2 separate regions of the Mus musculus genome follow, and region 2 is linked to region 1. Evidence: chromatin loops called from intact Hi-C (ENCODE). Cell type or tissue: left cerebral cortex. All regions are shown on one strand. Each heading gives the region's core, and the rest is flanking DNA. Links, peaks and the distances in the headings are about the cores only.

Region 1 (7,803 bases), core at 1,385-6,384:
CAAAGGCAGGGAAGAGAATAGTGTGGTTGAGGGGTGTTGAGGTTTGGCCTTGCTGTCTATTGTAATGTTAAGTGCCGACCCCCAAGACCTGGAATCTTCATGTAGACCTGTGCCCCTTCTCCCAAGTTTTTTCTGATTGGTAAATAAAGATGCCAACAGCCAATATCTGGGCCAAAAGGTGGAGCTTAGGTTTCTCAGGCTTGGGGTCGGAGGAGAATGATGCCAAGGAAGAAGGTGTAGGAGGAAGAGAAGCCGCCAAGGGTTAGGTGAGCCATAATACCATGACCCTAGGGCTGACCAATTGGGCTTAAGAGCAGCCCAAATAAAACATAGTTAAGAAATACGAGATTACAGAGCAGCGAAAGGCTGATCAGAAAGCTGTGGACTCGCAGATTTTGTCAAAGATTAAAGGTGTTCCTCAGCTCCAGGGCTACCTGCGATCTCAGTTTTCCCTGACAAACAGGATGTATCCTCACAAACTGGTCTTCTAAATTGTTAACCTAATTAAACAGCTTCATATGTTCAAAAAAAAAAAAAAAAAAAAGAATCAAGTTTCCCAGAACCCCAAAGCTGACCAAATGCTGATAATTACATTTCTGTATCTGTAACTATAAACAATATTTACACAGGGCAGTAGATTTTCAAGGCCATTTCCATCACTGATAAAGTGGGGGGCATTTGCAAAAGTCCTATTAAAATGTGGCTATTACTGAAAGCAAAGAATTTTCTCCTTAAAAATGTGAGGCTAAATTTTAACAAAAACGTCTTGACTCCTCATACAAAAAAGGTGTATGTGATTTGCACATGTGATTTAGAGGCTAAAAGTATTAAAATACGTGGGCAATTGTCTGGGAGTAGAGGCTGGTTAACTGGGCAGCAAGAATAGGGATCTCCTTGGGTAGGGAGTGAAGTAGGTATAGCCAGAGGCCATGCTGTAGGGATTGCAACTGTCTTAGGGTTTTACTGCTGTGGATACCATGACCAAGGCAACTATTAGAAGGACAACATTTAATTGGGGCTGGTTTACAGGTTCAGAAGTTCAGTCCATTGTCATCAAGGCAGGAGCATAGCAGCATTTGGGCAGACATGGTACAGGAGGAGCTGAAAGTTCTACATCTTCATCTGAAGGCTGCTAGCAGAATACTGACTTCCAGGTAGCTAGGACAAGGGTATTAAAGTCCACACCCACAGGGCTATGCCTACTCCAAAAAGCCACACCTACTTGAACAGGGCCACACCTTCTAATAGTGCCACTCCCTGGGTTGAGCATATACAAACCATCACAGTAACCATTTGAGAAGTAAGCAAGTGGCCACTGATTGGTACTGAAAGCCACAGCAGGTAGTTGGCCAAGTAGCATAGCACACAGGGCGATATGGAGCTGGAATCAATGAGGGTATATATGTTCTGCATATGGTTGCAATGCCTCACAAAACTTTGCCTTGGACTTGGACTTTTGTCTTTATTATGGAGATGTAGGAGCTGATGGGACCTCTCACTGGTAGTGCATCATGGGAAACACTTAGGTGACTGACTATACACTTAGGTGACTATACACTTAGGTGACTATACACTTAGGTGACTATACACTTAGGTGACTATACACTTAGGTGACTATACACCCTGCCTTTGGAAAGAATATTGGCTTTGGGAGTGAGCGGTATAAAAACCTGAGCTGGCTTTTGAGTCTCCTTCTGTTTTCTCACTCAGTGATGGATTTGTTCCCAGTATGCTTCTGCTATGGTGTGATGTCACAAGTCCCTCGCCTGATCCAACGGACTCTCTGATCTTAGACTCAATCCTCAGTTGTAAACTCTTTTATTTAGCCTGCCTCAGGCTCTCTGTTATAAACAATGCGATATTAACCATATTGGGGTTTGGGTTTTTTTTTCTGTTTTTGTCATGAACAAAAACAACTTAAGGGTAAAGGGCTGATCTTAGCTCCCACTCCGTCATTGTGGGGGATGTGACAGCAGCTGGATATGAAGCAGCTGGTCACTTTAGAGGAGATCTCTGAATGCCTGCTGGTGTTCAGCTTATGTTCTCCACTTACATAAGCCCAGATATTGCCCACTATTAATATGGGTTGTCTTAGTCAGGATTTCTATTCCTGCACACACACACACACACAAATCATGACCAAGTTGGGGAGGAAAGGGTTTATTCAGCTTACATTTTCCACATTGCTGTTCATCATCAAAGGAAGTCAGAACTGGAACTCAAGCAGGTCAAGAAGCAGGAGCTGATGCAGAGGCCATGGAGCAATGTTACTTACTGGCTTGCTTGCTGCCCCTGGCTTGCTCAGCTTGTTTTCTTATAGAACCCAGAACTATCAGCCCAGGGATGGCACCACCCACAATGGGCCCTCCCACCTTCATCACTAATTGAGAAAATGCCTTACAGCTGGATCTCATGGAGGCATTTCCTCAAGGGAGGCTCCTTTCTCTGTGACAACTCCAGCTTGAATCAAGCTGACACTCAAAACCACCCAGTACATGGGTCTTTACATATTAGGTAATGTAATCAAGATGACCCCCATAGGTCTATTCAGAGACCCATTTCCCAGGTAATCCTAAATTCTGTCCAGTTGATGATTGTCGCTAACCATCATATTGGCCAATACAGTAGAGATAAAGGTGTGGTCCCTGGGAAGTAACAGAGCAGCTTGTGAGGCAGGGGTGGCACTTGGGGGCCACTGTCCCTGGCACTGAAGACAAGGTGAAGCAAAGGAATAAGGAAGAAGAGCAGAAGGGCCCTGACTGATGGGCACTCTGGTAACTGAGACACCTTCAGCAGGTGACTTCTCTCACTCCCCAGAACAATCATGCAAAGTGGGGATTATCCCATCATATAGGAGAGAACACTGAAATCCAAAGACACCATCTAGCTTTATCCAAATCACAATGGTTACAACCAGAGCAGCCAGAACTTGAACTCAGGACAATTTGACTCCAAAGATACTGGCACTGTAGTCCCATGGGCCGCTGTTATAATTACAATTTATTTAATGCCAAATCTCTGAGAACACAGGCCCCTTCCCCCACCCCCACCCCCGTGCATTCCCCTTCTGTTCCCCTCTAATGGATAAAGTGGGAAATGGTTACACCTATCTATGAATCCTACTTCAAGGAAGACAAGAAGAAAGCAGAGTACTGGATGAGCAGGCCAGAGCACACAGCCTCAGATGAGGTCCAACAGCCTCAGAGGGACCCACAGAGGAAGGCATTGAGCCAAGAGAAGAGACTGTAACACGAAAGAATGGAACAGAATCAGGGGGTTTGATGAAACCAGGTTAACCAGTGTGAAGGTTAATTAATACTGTTAACTTGACTGGGACTAGAACCACATAGGAGACAGATCTCTGGGTATATCATCTGTGAAGTAACTTCTAGATTAGGATAACTGAGGTGGAAAAAAACACCCTAAATGGGCTGCAGTCCTAGATTGAATAAATGGGAGGGGGCACCAGCTACTTCTCCCTCCCTGTCCCTCTTCTCTCTCTCCCCAATCCCCCAGTACTCTCACATTCTCGATCTCCCTTCCCCTCCCCACTTTCTTCTTTCTGACCTCTCATGCTCCCGCCTCCATGTCTTCCCCGCCATGGTGATCTTTATCCCGAGAATTGTACACTGAAGTAAAGCGTTCTTCTTTTAAAGTGATTCTTGCCAGGTAAGTCCAAACAAGTAGCTAACACATTCCTTGAATTGGTCATAGCATCCCAGGGCCTCTCCCAACACACAGCAAACTGTGAGCTCTGATAGGGACCAGCCCGAGGCACTAAGAATCAGGAAGAGGACAGTCAGTATAGATGGTCTTTGTATCAACAGCCACTGATATTCTCTTGATTTCACATACTAAGAAACACAAAAGCAATGTAATTTTTTTATCTTAAAATGTTTCTAACAAACATATTTGACATAATTACAGAACATACATATTTTAAATATAAAGGCTAGTTTGTCATATACTGTTTTCCAGTTTGATAATAGTTGATAGGTTGAGTATTATCCCAGGTGACATATTCTTCAAATTAGGACTGAAGTCAATTTGGTTTCAGAGCACCACCTGGTGGATTAATTACCAACAACCATCCAGAAATAAAGTGAATCAAGAGATCTCATGGCCATTAAAGGACTAATAAAGGAGTATGATCAACAACTTAATATTCACAGATGAAAAATACATCTGTGTTTCTACATGCAAGTGCTCTTGCGTCTGCGTGTACCGCAACCTGCATGTGAAAGTCCAAGGACAATTTGTACATGTCTCTTCTCTCTACCGTGTGGATCTGAAGAACTGGACCCAGATCTTCAGACCTGGTGGCAAACACCTTTAATCTACTCTGCCCACTATCTACAACTTCAATAGATGGAAAGAACCTTAAGTACATACTTTTGATAATTCACTCAAGAAGACATCAAATCTGAATAAACCCAAGTCTGCAAGAGAACAGATTTAAACTAATCAGTTATCAATAACCTTCCAAACACACACACACACACTCACATACACAAAGACATACACACATACACACAGAGAAACACACATATACACACACATATATACTCATGCACATACATGTACACACAGACACACACATACATACATAACACTCAGACACATATCACAACACACATACACACACAAATACACATGCACATACAGACACAGAGATACATACACACACACCACACAGAGACACACACACCATGCACATACACACAAACACACACATACACACACCTCAAACAGATATATACACACTACAACACAGAGAGACACACAACATATACACACATCACACACATACATACACATACCACACACATACAGAGACACACATATAAACACACAGACACATGTTCGCATGCACACACAGCAGACTCAGGGTTTGCTGGTGAATTCTAGAAAGCATTTAAGGAAGAACTCTAACCTCCTCTGAGCTGAAGGGAGTACCCTCAGCCTCTACATTCCCAGGTTCCACATCTGCAGATTCAACCAATCACTAATTTAAAATACTTGAGAAAAGTTCATGGTACCAAACACAGGGGCTCCTTTTACTCAACTCACTGCTACTTCCTAAACGATTCAGTGTAGTGACTCTTTGCATGCTGTTATACACTGTTAACTATGCTGTATAGCATTTATATTGTACTAAGTATTATAAGTAATCCAGAGACAATCTAAAGCATCAAAGAGGATATATAAAGGCTATCTGAAAATTCTGTGTCATTCTACATGAGAGACATGAGCACACACAGATTCTGGTATCATGGGGAAGGGTCCTAGAGCCCAGGGTTCCATGAACAACAGTAGTTTCTAATATCAAGACCAGACAACACAATACAAAAACTGTGCTTTGGTTTGAATGTTTGTGTCTCCCCAAATTTACATGTCAAAAGCTAGTCCCACTGTTACATGTTTAAGGGGAGACCTTTGGTAAACAAGTAGGTCATGAAGGCAGAGCCTCTTGGATGGACTGGGATCCTTAGGAAAAATGCCCAAGGGAGTTTAATTCCTAGTCTTCACTTCAGAACAAAAGGTGCTATGTATGGACCAGGAAACGGTGATCATTAGATGGTGACTCTGTTGCCAGCACGAGCTTAGGTTCCATATATCCCAGAGCTCTGAAAAAGAAACACCTGTCGTTTGCTAACTACCTATGTCATAATATTTTGCTACAGCAGGCCAAAATGGCAGAAAAGTGAAACTACAGACTAACATCACTCAAAAGCATTGTGCAGAAATCCTGAACAAATATCAGCAAATTAACCCAAGCAGTGTATAAAAGCCCTACACACTCTTCCAAGTGGGACTTATCCCGGGCGTGCAAATCAGGCTCAACGCTTGAAAACCGGTTAACACAACTCAGCATCTCAATAGACTAAAGAAGAAAAGTCACAATCAATAAATTATTATTACAAATAAATTAATTAATTAAAACATGTAAAAATACATTACCTATTCACAATAAGAAAAAGATTTCCCAATAAACTGAGAATAGAGAACAGAGGGGACCATTTATAGAAACCCATAACTGACTTACACTTTTTAAATTTTACCTAGTCTTTTAAAAAAGATATATTTACTCATGTATTTTATGTATGTAAGTGCTCTCTCTTCATGCACATCAGAAGGGGGAATCAGATCCTATAATTGATGGTTGTGAGCCACCACGTGGTTGCTGGGAATTGAACCCAGGACCTCTTGGAAGAACATTCAAGTGCTCTTAACCACAGAGCCCCCTCTCTAGCTCCCCAGCTGACTCACATTTAATGATGAGAAACTTGAAGCTGGTCTTCTAAAATCAAGAATCAGATAAAGATATTCCCTCTTAACATAGTACTGGGAGTTTGAGCTAATGCAATCAGACTAGAAAAATAAACGCTGAGCAAATGCTTACTGTGAAGGAAGAAATAACACTGGCTTTGTCCATGGAAAATGTGAGCTTTGTATGAGTCAGCGTGCATTACTAAATGAGATGCATGGGGAGACAGCTTCCTTTATTAAGAGAAAAGGTTTATTTAGTTTGCAACTTTGGGTGTTCGAGGGCAATGCGCTTGTATTGGTTCAGAATTGGTGAGGCTTGCGTGGGGCTTCTATGGTTGGGAACACGGGGTAGGGCAAGCAGTTACATCTTGAGCCAGGACTGGGGAGAGAGGAAGGCTGACACCTCACAGTGTCTTCTACAATGTCCCCAGACCTAAGGACAATAACCCCTTGCCCTTGACCTAAGGACATGCTCTGGGCTCTGCTCCTCAAAGGTTCCACAGAATTTCCCAACACTACCATCCAGGGAACCAAGCTTTTCAAACATGCTCACAGTTAACTAATATCCAAACCATAGATATCTTTTACCTAAAGATAAAATTTTTGACCTAAAGAAAAAAATCTAAAGAACCAACTGAAAACCTGACGTAACCAATAAGCATTTATGATGTAACCATAAGCATTTATAGCAAGATGGTATGATGCAAAGTTAACAGTGTAAAAGTCAGTCACTTTGCCAGAAACCAGGAGTGAATAGGTGAAAAACGTCACTTCAAACATAGTACCATTCACATTAGCACCTCTCAAAATGAAATTATTTGGTATAAAGATAACAAAGTATTATAAGCTAATACGAAGAAAGCTTTCACAACTGATGAAAATAACAAAGAATAACGTGGATGGAAAGATAAATGTGTGTCCACACTGCTGAACACACATGCTATTTCTTTTCAGAACTGTTAGCTGTCCATGAGTTTCAAAAATGTCTCAGAAATAATTGCTCACTGTGAAGTAATTTCCAGGACTCAGCTTTCCACACACTCTAAAGTAGTTTTAATGCCAGCAGTGGGTGTGGCTTTTATCTGAATTTGCTTTGCACTTTCAGAAGTCATCAATTTGTAACTCTTCCTGGGAGATTGGGTGTAATACGATTCTAAATTTCCATTTTATTCTTTGCTCTCCAGTAAGTGGCTACTTGACCAAGCAAACTTGTTTGGGAGCCAAATAGTTCACAATAATTACACGATTCTTTAAGAACATTTTACTTATTTTTTGAATTATTACCAAGAAATGCCTTAGGTGACAGGGGTTGGTAGTTCTCCTGATCTTCCCATTCCCATTGTCTGAGCTCTGAAGTCAGGTTTTCTCTGTGGTCTGCCTAAACTGCTTAGGGAGACCTAAAGTAAGCCAATTCAAGTCTGTAGTGAGCTGTCTAGACTTCTTCTCCTCATGGGAATCTAGAACAAGGTCAGAGGAAAACCTATGACAGATAGACATGGATTCCGAAATTGAAGGTCTTGTCAGGCGTGGTAT
Region 2 (7,803 bases), core at 1,798-6,797, 110 kb before region 1:
TTAAAAGCTATAAAAATTTTCAAGTTGTAATTCTCATTATCTTAAAAATTAAAGCTTTTGTGTCCAACAGTCAAAGTGGTATTGAAAACATGGATCAGAATAAGCACATTCACACAGTACCCTGGAGAGCACACTGATAGGAAAGTATGCTGAAGAGCTGAAGGAAGAGAATGGCCTGCATTGCGGTGGATGCTACAGGTCTACACAGTCATGGCTCTAAGTGCGCACAGCCTCACATACCCCACAAGACTAACAATGGCTTTTCTGAGTGACAGGATTTTCAGTAGTATTTTAAATTCTTAATCTGTGCTTTTTTTGTTGTTGTTTCTGCTTTTCCCAAGTTTCCATACTGGGATGTACTACAGTTATAACTGAGAGTTGAAAATTAAGAAAGTAAGTCAACTACTTAAGATTAAACTATATTTTAATAGAAAAGATACATTCTTATGTGGGCAAATGGCTTACTCTACAGGTACAAACTTATTTGTGCTTCTTATCTCCAAAATATAAAAATGTTTAGAGGCAGGTATGGCCTACACCTGGAATCCCAGTACCAGAGAAATTGGCGCTGGAGGATGAAGTGCCTGGAGACTGGCCTGGACTATATACAAAGCAAAGTCGTCTGTCTCAAAATAATCCAAATACCAACAACAACAAGGGAAGCAAGTTCTACTTTTATTTTCTACTATTTATAATAAAAATTTAAAAATTAAATATTAGATTAAATAAAAATTCTTCTAAAAAGCAGAGTTTGGTAGGCATGGTGGTGTCCACCCCTTGATTCCAGTACTCACAATATAAAAATAAAAGTGATTTTGCCAAAAAAATTAATATTTAAAATACAGGGGGTTTGTCATTGTTGTTGTTTAAAAAAAAAATCCTTTAGAGGCTGGAAAGATGGCTCAATGGTTAAAAGCACTGGTTGCTCTTTCAGAGGACCCAGATTCAATTCCCAATACTCACATGGCAACTTAAAACCATCTGTAACTCCAGTCCCAGGGTATCTGATATTCTTCTGGCCTCCACCCCCAACCCCATACACACAATACAGTATACAAAAATACATGCAAGCAAAACATCCATACAAACAAAATAGAATTTTAAAGTAAATAGTCCTTTTAAAAAATCGAAAGCAATAATAAAAACTCACTCTTTATCAATGACTTCTTTTTGTAGATAGGGCAAACTTAAAATTATAAGCAGAATTATTTCTTCATGAATTATACAACAAAAGTGATAACTCAAAATTAAAATTGTCAGTATAGATTATTTAGGTAATTTAACATTTTCAGAGTAACTCATACAGAAAGCAGAATTTCGTTATCTACTTAATTCATAGAAATTACATATATCAGGGTTATTAAAAATGGTTGTAAAGCAACTTATAAATGCCATTATGTAATTAAGCCAATTAGTAAGTATTAAACTGTTCTTACACTTGAAAGTGTTAGATGAGTAATTTTTTACAACTCTACCAGCAATTGAGCTCAGAAAAGAAAAACTGCAGTGTTAGTGATATGCTATCGACAAGGCAATTACATTTCCAAAGGGAAGCTTCATGGATCTGCAAGTACTGAAATAGTCACAGAACAGTTTGGCTATAAAATGTGAAACTTTTATAAATAATTTGCTCCCTGCAAACATTCAGAGCAAATAAATACTTTAGCTGACCCAGCAGCATAAGGAAAGGTACGGAGAGGGGGCATTTCATGTGGTGCTGAGAAGACAGTGAGACAGGAAGAGACCGACCACCTTCTTCTATAGTAACAATACCTGTCTGACATGGCTGAGCATGGACAACAGTTCACTGGCAAACTATACTTCATTCCATATTTCTAACAATCTTGAAATCAACACGTAACTAGTTTATAATGATCAAATAAAGAGGCTCTTCGTGGCGGAAAGCATCTATGCAGTAGATCCATGTCCACAGCATTCATCTCTGAGGTGCCTGCTGTCAGATGGCAGCTGGCTCCTTCAGATGCCAGCCTGAGCTCTCTGGTTCTTCTCTTCTTTCCTTTTGTAACTAGTTACAAGGCTAAGATTCACCCTCAGGGGCCCATTCTTGAAACCCTACAATTAGGCCCTTAAGAGTCCTATATAAAAATGTTAAAATCTAAGTCTCTAGGCTGAATTCACATCAGTTTGAACTCCCTCCAAACTGCAAATGCTTCTATATCAACTAGCCCTTCAATAGCTGTAGAGGTAAGGGGTAGAGAGGTTATTCCCTAAGATTACTATCACACGTTAAAACTTTCTGACATACTCCAAGTCCTTTCTACCCTGGGGGGTGGGGTGGGGTGTGATTTACAGTGCAGGCAAACAGACAGAACAATCATTCAGGAACCCAGTAACTGGCTAAGCATAACCCTAGCACTCAAACGGCTGAGCAATACTTCCACCATGGGCCAGTCTGACTACATACTAATAAGACTTCCCAACACAATACCCTCCTCCAAAAACCTTACCATAAAAAAAAAAATCAATTAAGGCTAAAGCAGATATATTCATAAATTCACAGAAATAGATACAGAAAGCTAGTCATCCAATTGATAACAGTTATTTCTGAAGAAAGACATGAGGTAGAAATAGATAGAAATGTATATCCAGTGTTGTGGCAAATACCTGTGATTCTAGTCCTCAGGAAGCTGAGGCAGGAGGATTATCATGAGTTCAAGGCCAGTCTAGACTACACAGTAATTTCCATAACAGCCTGGGTTACTACACTAAGAGATTCTATCTTAACAACAAAAACAGAAGACAGCCTTCACTTACAGGATTCATACGTTAAAAGATTAGAAAAGAGCTACATACATGATATTCAAGTGAAAACTAAATGCCACTTTGCACTAGAGTGACTGTCATATATCTGCCTCAAACAGAAACAGCACAAACATCCTGGCCTACCAAATAAAAAAATACTGGTGCCCATGCAACTAGTCCCCATGGAATATTATTGTCACTAGAGGGAGTTTTTGAGTATTCCCTCCCTAAAATTGCATCCACTCTCACACAACACCCTTTCAACCTTAACCTTGCTGTCAAAATTACGCCTGCCAGCAGAACTAGACACATCATTAATATATGTTTACACAATCTGTTATCACAAATGGTTAGGTTTCTTGCATTTAATTCTGAATTCTGTTTTCCTTAAGAAATAATCACATACACAACACATGTACATACTCACACATATATACTCACACATATATACTCACAGACACTCTGACACACACACACACACACTCAAATACACATACATATATTTATATTTCACTGGGGTTCATGTCTGACTTCCTTGAAGAAAATAATAGCTTCCCACAAGAAAAGTCACTCAGCTAAATAAACTGGTTTATTATTATTGTAAACAGAATGTAAACATTGAGGTAGGGATCGACGAAAGGAAAAAAAAACTATAAAACTATAGTTTTTAAAAATATAAAAAGGAGGCACTATACTACCAAAGAAGCGCATTCCAACTTTAACGCCAAATGCAGTCATCAAGGGTTAGCAAGTTTTGAATTTGCCTGTGATTTCAGCATCGTAAAATGTAAACAACAATCAAGTTCACCTAAACTTTCTCCAGTTTACTTTTCAAATATTAAGAGAAAAAAATAGAGAATGATCAAAATTCCCTATAAAACCTGTTTATAAATCCATAAAACATTAAAAGAATAAGACTATAAGCACATAAAGCATTTCATTTTCCACCCTTTCCCATAACTATTGGTTTTCTAGTATTTATTCTAGGACTTCCTCATATTGACGAGCAACACAGGCTATATGTAGTCTATATGTGTACACACACACACACACACACACACATATATATATATACACACACACACACACACACACGCACAAATATGGACATATAGATTATATATAGTTACACATACAACAGGACACAATTCAGCTTTCTTTCACTATATGACAATTTTTTGTGTCCTTTTTTTCACAGGTGATCCTGCCAGTTCTTCAAGCTAACCTAGGCACATGTTTCTTTCTCCTAAGATTTTAAAACAAACCAGATTTCAAGTGTTCTGTGGGACTCAGAGACAGTCACGAATTAAGTTACAGCCTATTCATTTTTTTTCAATCAGATATGAATGGGGATGGTCTGTAATTTTCTCTAGTCGCTTTTAAAACTACAACAATGCAATCAAGGGAAATTACCTTGCTGGTGATTTTGGGAATCGTTGCCCTAGTCCAATCAACAACGCCTGTAAAAGTTTCTTCTTGTGCTTTTCTTTCACTGCAATAGAAAACACCAGAGTCTGTTGTTTTTAAAGCATCTAGAAAGGCTTCATGCAGTGTGTGGTTCGGCATTGCAATATCAAAACACCACGGCCTGATCTGTCATCTGTCAGGTCAGAGGCCAAAGCTCTTCCTTCATCTTTCAGGATTCTGCTGACTACCTCGGACTTCCACAGCGGCAGAAAACACCCCACAAAGATACAAACTTCGTGGCGCTACTCCCGGTACCGGGACAGCCAGGACCACATCCAGGACGGCCAGCCCCACAGGCAGAGCGCGGCCCGGCGCGGCGCACGCGACTCGAGTCGGACACCCGGGGCCCAGAGCAGCCCGCGGCCCGAGCCCCGGAACCAGGACCATTAACGGAACCAGCCCTGGGCGGCGGCGGCCGCCGCTCGGACTGCGGATCCCGGCGCGCGCCGGCCGCCGCGAGGGCGGGGGCTCCGCGGAGGAGCTGGCCGCCCCAGCGCCCCATTGGGCGCCGCTCCAAACGTGCCCGAGTGGTGACAGGAATAAAGTGGGTCACAAGGCCTAGCGGGTCCCGGGCGCGAGCGCTCTCGGCGGCCGACTCGGCCTGCCCCGCGCTAACCCCGCGCCCAGTCTCAAGCGCGACGCGGCCCCGGAACCCCCGGGGCCCGCGGGACCCACCGCGCCCCCCTGCCCTGCAGGTAACCCCCAGCGGCCCCGGGACACTTGGCGCAGGCCCGGCTGAGCGCGACTCTCCAGAGCTCCGCGCTCTCCGCGTCCCCGGACCCCGGCCGCAGCTCCTGCCTCCCGGCCTGGCCCGCACCCCCTTGGCGCCCCGCGCCCTGTTCCCTGCCCCGGTCCCACACACTGCCCCCCGCGCCCTCCCGCGTCCTCACCGTGCCTGAGGCTCCGGCTTCCTCCCTCCCCCGCCCGGGACTCTGCCCGCGGCGGCTCGCGACAGCCGAGCGGCGACAGCCGGGACACGCCACGGCTCCGGGAGCCGGCAGCACCAGGGGCGGCGAGTGCGCGCCCCCGACCCACCCCTCAAAATTCACCGCTACCGCCGCGCTCCTCCCCCTCCCGGCCTTCCCCTCCTCCACGGAACCCGGGAGCACGCATGCGCCACCCAGGCCAGCCGCCCGCCGCGCGCCGGGCCGAGGCCCACCCGGTGGGGCGCACTCACCGGGAGCGCGTGCGCGGCGGCGGCCAGATTTCCTTCGCGCTCTCGCCGTCCGGGGTTTCCTCTCTCCAGCCGGTAGCCGCCAGCCGAGTCCGTGATTGCGCTGCCTCCCGGCGCATGCGTCGTGGGCGCGGGGCTCCGCGGCCGGCCAGGCTCTGCACTCGCCCCTCCCCTCGCGGCCGCCTTCCCTCAGCGCGCCGGGCGCGCATGCGACTTTCCCCGTTAGGCAGCCCCGAAGCCGCGCCTGGGGATCCCGGGCACCCGAGGAAATCCCACTCTTGCAGGCCGGCGTGAGCTCGTTCCACGGCCGCCGAGGGAAGCCGGGATGCCCCGAGGCCCCCTTCCCTTCGCAGGCCGGGAGGCGGGGCCTAGCGGAGGGTGCGGCCGCCCGCAGCGCCCTGGGCGGCTCGCGGTTCCCCGGGATGCGGCGCTCCCAACCAGTGGGAGCCGCCGCCTGGAATGGTGCCTCTGTCCCCGGGAAAGCAGAGAGCTTGGCCTACGCCAAGTTAGACTTCTCCAGCCCAGTGCTCGGTTTCCTCTCCTGGAGGTTCGTGGGATGCCTGGGACTCGGTTTCCCGGCTCCTAGAGACACGCTAGGCTGGCTGCTCCCCGAGATGGACCTGGACGACCCAAGTGACCTCGGCTGTAGCCAGGGAAGCAAAAGGTCGGGATGTGTTTGCTCCTTTTATGAAAAGGCAGGAGGCACTGCAAAAGATGAGCATGGCGCTACGGATGAACCAGGACCCTAGTTTACACTGGTTTCTTAGCTACTGCACCCGAATTACTGGGAAAGAAGCTAATTCATAGCAATTTCTTTTAAAAATCAACTCGTACAGCAAACAGAAGGCAATAAATAAACCTATACTCTTTAGCTCCAAAAATCCTGTCTACAAGGTAATGTTTGTCTCAATAAGAATTAAGTTCTTGGTGTATATTCAGGAAAGAAAAAAAAAAAAAACCAACTTCAAAACTAGGAATTAGCTGCGATCCCCCCCCCCCCCCCCCAGCAATGTGAACTAGGAGGAGAATCCTCAAATTCCTGGCTACGTAGCCAGAACCCTGCCAGGAGAATCTTTCCTTGGCAGTCTTTGTACCGTTTCGCCATCGAAAGGCACAGTTTCTGCTGTCCTAATCCATCTGCTGCTCGCTTAGGTTCACGTCCTTTGAACCCACCCATTCTCCACTCTGTCCTTGTGGTCCAGGCAGGACACTGTGGAGGAGGAAACCTTGGGTTCTCTGTCTCAGGCTGGCAATTACTGCCAAGAAGATTGTTTCCCAGTGAACCTGATACTGAAAGAAAATAATCTTTTCTTGTGTGACTAATGAAAGAGCAGGCACCACGAAGGGAAAAACCAGAAAACAGATTAAAACATGGTGATATAGCCTAGATGCATGAGCGCTGAAATCGATGTGGGCTAGATTCCTTTGGAAAGTTCAGTTAAAGTAATCAATAAACTCGTGAATGTGTTTGTTTTATTGCTTAAAACCAATAAGAGCTTTTCTGCCATCTACAAGTTAGTGTCTTGATCACTGGTAGTAAAAAAGGGGCAGGAGGTAAGGGTACTGAGGCTGGTAAATAGGTTGCAGCCAAATGAATTTGAATGCTTTCCCTGGGTCAAATGTTTTGGCTTTATTCATTCTCTTTTTCTATTATAGTTCCTCTAGTGTGTGTATACACACTATATACATATATAATATATATACATATATATATATATATATATATCAAAATGACCTTTGCCCCCTTTAATGGTTTCATTGTCCTCTTAGTCACCTGTGACTCCTCCCTCGCTCACATTCTCTGTTTAATTATTTACCAAGACCTGTTGATAATCCCTTGATTTTCTGCTCAGTCCTCTGTCACTGTCTGACTATTTCCCACGGTTCAGTTTACGACTTTTCCCTCATTTAAAAAAAAAAAGTTTTTTTTAATTTCCCAACTTTAACACTGTGTTTCCAGTAAACAAAAGTTTTGCCTCATAGTTTCATAAATCCTAAATCTAGGTTCCCAATTCTAAACCATGGCCTTAAACACCATGTGCCTTGTTGTCATTTAAACTAAGTGTTTCCGGTTCTCTTTTCAACTGTCTTTTCATCAAGTTATTCATCTGTGAAATGATGTAACTTCAAGTTATTCATCTGTAAAAAAAAAAAAAATGTAAACTGCAGATAATAGTCTCAGTTCATAGAGCAATTGAGAGGCACTAGGTATTGACACTACCTGCTAAGTAAATCCCATCTCAAGTGTTGGCCACTTTCAGTTTTGAAATTAAAATATAATTCTATCATTTTCCCCTCCCCTTTTCTCCCTCCATTCCTTCCCAACCATTCACCTTGCTCTCCCTCAAACTCGTGGCCTCTATTTCTCTAATTGGTGCACATGTATTCCCAAATATATA

Evidence for each region. A loop is a pair of places that touch in the nucleus more often than their neighbours do. Peaks named below come from ENCODE experiments on the same cell type or tissue, not always from the same donor. Only the 100,000 strongest peaks of a DNase experiment are listed, where the experiment ranks them.
Region 2: a loop joins it to region 1, with 3 times the contacts of the local background. A loop is called at or near these places in 9 of 42 quality-filtered maps.

Annotation. Positions count from the first base shown.
Region 1 is chr5:76,410,017-76,417,819 of GRCm38, forward strand. No RefSeq gene overlaps it. Among named protein-coding and RNA genes, the nearest start is that of Nmu, 50 kb to the left of the region's middle. In left cerebral cortex, for the core only: a CTCF peak has its summit at 4,060 (motif pointing left); a DNase peak (open chromatin) is centred at 4,080.
Region 2 is chr5:76,299,248-76,307,050 of GRCm38, forward strand. Clock (circadian locomotor output cycles kaput) reads right to left here and starts at 5,545. Exons shown (of 23, transcript NM_001289826.1): 1 at 5,408-5,545; 2 at 4,177-4,255. It overlaps Gm7467 (predicted gene 7467), which reads left to right and starts at 5,629. Exons shown (of 1, transcript NR_152171.1): 1 at 5,629-6,280. In left cerebral cortex, for the core only: a CTCF peak has its summit at 2,953; DNase peaks (open chromatin) are centred at 2,920, 4,464, 4,733 and 5,576; H3K4me3 peaks cover 2,887 bases; H3K27ac peaks cover 2,076 bases.